Regions from separate parts of the Homo sapiens genome. Here region 1 is linked to region 2. A link is a loop called in an ENCODE intact Hi-C map of the cell type or tissue named here. Cell type or tissue: adrenal gland. All regions are shown on one strand. Links, peaks and the distances in the headings refer to the core of each region. The heading gives the core; the rest is flanking DNA.

Region 1 (2,808 bases), core at 138-2,637, 150 kb after region 2:
CCACTGTGTGTGGCTGAGCAATGGGCCTGTTTATTATCCCCAACAGACCCACAGGGAGACAATTTAAAATGCAAGGTGAACAGAATCCTATTGTGAGTAAGTAGGACTTGCAGTGATGGAACTGTGAGGAAAGTATTGATCTCTTTCTCTCTGCTAGACAGGAAAATAAATACAATTATCTCCAGTATCCACTGAAGATTGGTTCATGGCCCCCCGAAGGATGCCAGAATTCACAGATGTTCAAGTCTCTGATATAAAATGGCATGGTATTTGCATATAACCTATGCACATCCTCTCATATACTTTAAATCCTCTCTAGTTTACTTGTGATACCTAATGCAAAGTAAATGCTATGAAAATAGTTGGCATACTATATTGTTTATGGAATAATGACAAGGAAAAAAATGTACATGTTTCATACAGACACGATTCTTAAAAATATTTTCAATCTGCAATTGGTTGAATCAATGCACGTGGAACCCACGGATATGGAGAGCTGACCATATCCACATCTGCAACTCACACTGTTAGGCAGGGCATAAACAAGTCTGCCAGGCAGTCTCATAGGAGAGTCTGACACAGCATATTCAGGAGCAGTAAAACCAAAGTCCATCGCCTGCACAATTCTGCAGAACTTGGATGGCAGAGGCCACCACAGCCTGTCCCTCCCTGAGCTACTGGGATGCTATTTCCAGACTGACTTGCTGAGACTTTGCAGAAGTTCTGCTGGGAGGAGGAAGGTGTATGCTGGGTCATAACAATGCATGTGACAAGGTTTCCCAAATGGCAGGAGAGTCAAGTTGGAGCTTAGAGGGTGGAGGTGCATGGCACAGAGGCTTGAGGGCCTGAGGGCAGAAACTGGGTACCTCAGGCTGGGCGTGGTGGTTCACATCTGTAATCCCAACACTTTGAGAGGCGAAGGCAGGCAGATCGCCTGATGTCAGGAGTTCAAGACCAGCCTGGCCAACATGGCGAAACCCCATCTCTACCCAAAATACAAAAATTAGCCAGGCATAGACGGGGGGTGGTGGCGCCTGTAATCCCAGCTACTCTGGAGGCTAAGGCAGGAGAATCAGTGAACCCGGGAGGCAGAGGTTGCAGTGAGCCAAGATTGTGCCACTGTGCTCCAGCTTGGGCAACAAGAGCAAAACTCTGTCTCAACAACAACAACAACAACAACAACAGGCCGGGAACAGTGGTTCACACCTGCAATCCCAGCACTTTAGGAGGCCAAGGAAGGTGGCTCATCTGAGGTCAGGAGTTCGAGACCAGACTGGCCAACGTGGCGAAACCCCATCTCTACTAAAAGTACAAAAATTTGCCTGACATGGTGGCCCATGCCTGTAATCCCAGCTACTCGGGAGGCTGAGACAGGAGAATCACTTGAACCAGGGAGGCGGAGGTTGCAGTGAGCTGCACTCCAGCCGGGGCGACAAGAGCGAAACTCCGTCTCAAAAACAAAAAAACAAAAACAAAAAAGAAAAGAAACCAGTACATCAGAACAGGGTCCCTGTGGGAGGTGGACTGCCTTGCATGCTTGCCCTTAGACTATGGGCACTGCCAGCTTATGGTTTGCAGTTCTTCCCACTATGTGTTGTCATTCCCTTTAGTTTTCCCCAGTCCTTCAGTAAATCCTATCTACCCATGTAGCTATGTGTGGTGGGCTGTAAAGAGGACCTCTGCAGAGCCAAAAGAGGGCTGCAAAACCTGTCCCACTAGAGCAGAAACTGAGAAGTGAGGGTGACTGCCCAGCTCACATCCACATGGTGGTTGTATCTTTACCTTCCTTTCTTTGGTGAAATGGCCTCACTGTAGCAGGTGATCCATGTGCCAGCTGCAGGGGACCACTCCCATGACCACATGCGTCCAGAGGAGGCTTTTGGCCCTAGCTAGGCTCGTCAAGCTGACCCAGGAGGCAAGCCAGGCCAATGAGAACCCTTGCCCAGGTTTTTTCAGCTAAAGCTGGAAGAAGCTCTTTCCTATCAGTTGGGAAAGCTGGGAAGATTGTGCCCAATGCTGCCAGCAGCTGTAATTTTAATCCTATGGAGTGAAACAGTTTAGGAGAACGATGGCATGTAGAAAGAAAGAGGTAAAAGACAGAGCCTGAGTTTTGGGTAACCCTGTGTTTTCTATCTACAGGAGGACAGGTGCCCAGATGGCTTTGTACTACCCGGCTCTCCCTACTCCTGCTGGTAGTTCTTGGAATAACTGTAGAATATACAGAGACCGCAACATCCTAAGGTAAGGGGCAACTGTCCAGAACTGCCTGGGCTATGTCCTCATCCCTCCTAGAACAGGATGGCCTGCAGTACTTGAACTCAGTGATCCAAGTTCCACCAAGGGCATAAAACTCAGAGTGGAGTGCTTTTGCGGTCCCTTAGCTGCAATGCAACATGGGTCATGTGCAGACAAGACTCCAGCCACCCAGGGCAGCCCCCCTGAGCCTGGGGGAACTGGCTTGCCGTGGATCCTAGGCTTCTGTTTATCCTCACCACCTATCTGTGAGTAATAAAGTTGCTTTGCCTGACTCATGCGACTGTTCTTTCTCACTAGACTCCAGTGATAAAGAACCTTTGTACTACTTTTCATGTGAGTCAATACATTCCTCTGAGCTTCCTTGGATAATCAGATTATCCAAGTTGATTGGTATTGGATAATCATCCTGTTTAATCAGCATCGTTTCACATACATACTTGTGCACACACATGCACATGTACACCCATAGGCACACATACACACACACGTGCATATGCAAAGAGCAAGGGCACTGTAGTCAGTGGGTTCCAGACTGAGACCAGCAGTGAAGGA
Region 2 (2,808 bases), core at 184-2,683:
TGTACTGGATATCTTACAATGTATACATAGGCCAATCATCAAGTTGTATACCTTAAACACATACAATTAGTTGTCAACTATACTTCAATAAAGCTGGAGGAAAAAGCTCCTTGGGTTGCCAAATACAAGGAGTAATTTGACAATGCATTCCTGAGGAAGCACCTTGGAGAGCAAAGCACAGAACACTTTAAAAAAAAAAAAAAAAACAGAGATAGGATGGAATAAGGGGTGGGAGGGATCTTATTTCTACCAGGTGACAAACTCACTGCCTTTTCTATCTACGTATCTTAGGAATTTTAGTTCAGAAGCAAGATGATTATTTGAAATGACATGTTAACACATTTACTTAAATTTTAAAAACAAAGTCACTCCTTCTGATTTGCTTCATCCTAAGGACTGGTTTTGCTGCCATTTGTTTTACAATGATGAACATTTTCCAAGTATGAAGGAGAAAAGTCCATAACTTTGACTCTTTGATAATACACTTAAAGCATATATACAGTGTTACAATTCATAGGATATTACACCCTTTAAAACTATCCAAGTTTATTTTTAAAATTCTTTAGTTCTCGGCATAAAAACATACAGAGGGGTCCCCCGTTGTTGAGCCTAGACATAGAAGACAGGATTTGAAGGCAGCCAGTCATTTTCCCCATTGTGTACCAGCACACAATAGCATACACTGTGTTTCTTAAGTTAGTGATGGTATACACATAGTTTGGCTGGAAAGACTGAAGTATGATCCCCAGTTCTTTCCATACAGGATGCATATGATGACTCTTGGTTTCAGCTACAGCCTTAACATGTGGTCTATCACTAATGCCCTCAAATAATTACTACCAAGCCTTTGGCCAAGAACACTTAAAGGTCTAAAGGTAATTGAGCCCCTGACAACATGTTTCCAAGGACTCCATCTTCTTCCAGTGATTCAAGAAATATATTCCAGAGTTGTGCAAAGAATACCCATACCTGAGGGTCTGAACTATTCTTGTAACTAAACATTCATCATCAGTTTCTAATATCTCTAAAGGGTCACATTTATTACATGTGGTGTGAAACTATACTTAAAGTTATATCAGGCTGGGTTGATCGTTTCATCAAAATGACTTGCGTTTCTTTAAAAAAAAAAATCAATCTACCATAGTCAGCAATTCAGAAGGTGAAAAAGTCATGCCAAAAATAAATGCAAACCCACCTATCAGCAAAAAGGAAGGATGGCTCTAGAAAGAAAGTGCCAAGGTCAAGTGAGTTTTTGTGCAAGAAATCTTGTTATTACTATAATGAAAGCCATAAACATTCCATAGGAGTTGAGAGGCAGGAATTCAGGGAAGTTATACTAGTGTCTAGCATTTACTAAATTGAGAATCTTCATGCCAACCTAACACGCAAATATGCTAGAGCTGAATGAGACCATGACCGTTTCAGACAGAGCAGCCACGGCTAAGAAAAAGTGGCCAAGTAGCACACCACACAAAGCAAATGGCACCTTGGTTTGCTAACAGGATTGCAAGCAAATAGATCCCTGCTCTGAGTGAGGAGTCTAACAGATTCCTCTTCGAGCTTTTTTTGCAGCCTGCAACAATTCATCTGTCAAAAAAGTACATGAATGGGAAAAATCCAGTGTCTGAGCCAAGGACTGTGTTGCAACTGTCTAAGATTTTTGAGAGCTGGCCAAACACGCCTTTAAGGATTGTTTTCACTCTCTTGGCTTTGCAGCACCTCATCCCTAAATACTTGATAACTGTTTTAGAGGTGTAGCTCCTTTTCAGACACTGACTCACTCAGGCGCTTCCAGAGAAGTTCACGCATATTTTTCAGTACAGATGGTGTATCTGCATATGTACAACTGGCCAGAAGACAAATCAACACATTTTCCCAAGAGCCGATCAACACTTAGTTATTCAAGGAATGATCTCCCAAACTCTTTACTTCTGTTCCCTCCCTGATACTGCCCTCTTCAATTGGACTTTTACTTCTTCCTAATATCTTTATCAGAAGATTATTGGAAAAGAAACTAAAGGAGGCTGAACTTACACTCGTCACTTTAGTTTAGAGAAATGGCAGCTCTGGGGAAAAGGATCATGAGAAAGAAGGATGTGAAAATCATTACCAGGATTCGGGGATCATCTGTGGATCTTAATTATTCCTGCTCTTCCTACCTCTGAAGGTCAAAGATATTATTGACAGCTGGCTGCTGGGGAAGTTTGAAATGGGACAAACTTGTCAAATTGCTGTGCCCTCAGGGAAACCCTCCCTGCTTTGACCCTGGATTGAGTCACCTGCATGGGGCTTTTCTACCTGATGTTCCGAGGGAGACATACATTATAAGTCAAGTTTTTCCTTCTTCTTTCTGTGTATTCTCATGAAGTGCTAGGGAGGGCTTGTCACTGGGGGCTGTCTGTTCTAGGCTGATTGAATCTACAGTTCTGATCCACATACACAATAGTACTTCTAACTCACAGAACAGCTAAGTCGATGGCCTGCCTGTAGTAACAGGTGCTGGTTGGGAGAATGTCATGGCATAGAATGCAAGGACTTGTACTAAGGAAGCATTGCCAAGGATGTGAGCTGAAAGGTTTCCAGAGGGATTTTATTTAAAAAAAAAAAAAAAAAAAAACAGACTAAAGAAGGGAAAAGCAGCTGTTTGGAAATAAACTGTAAAACATCTGTAGCACACGACCAGAATTCTCTAAGTGTGAGCATGAGGTTTTAAAGGGGCCTCATCTTTCATAAGCAACACTCCAAGCACAAAGCATATGCCACAGGCAGTCAGTCCTCTCCAGTGTTCCCAGTAGTAGAGAGGAGAGG

Evidence for each region. A loop is a pair of places that touch in the nucleus more often than their neighbours do. Peaks named below come from ENCODE experiments on the same cell type or tissue, not always from the same donor. Only the 100,000 strongest peaks of a DNase experiment are listed, where the experiment ranks them.
Region 1: it touches region 2 in a loop (6-fold over the local background); 1 of 110 quality-filtered maps calls a loop at or near these places.

The regions. Positions count from the first base shown.
Region 1 is chr6:7,640,782-7,643,589 of GRCh38, reverse strand. No RefSeq gene overlaps it. Among named protein-coding and RNA genes, the nearest start is that of SNRNP48, 52 kb to the right of the region's middle. In adrenal gland, for the core only: no CTCF peak of the experiment used is centred there; no DNase peak of the experiment used is centred there.
Region 2 is chr6:7,786,270-7,789,077 of GRCh38, reverse strand. The region is part of intron 1 of BMP6 (bone morphogenetic protein 6); the gene reads right to left. Among named protein-coding and RNA genes, the nearest start is that of BMP6, 62 kb to the right of the region's middle. In adrenal gland, for the core only: no CTCF peak of the experiment used is centred there; no DNase peak of the experiment used is centred there; H3K27ac peaks cover 336 bases.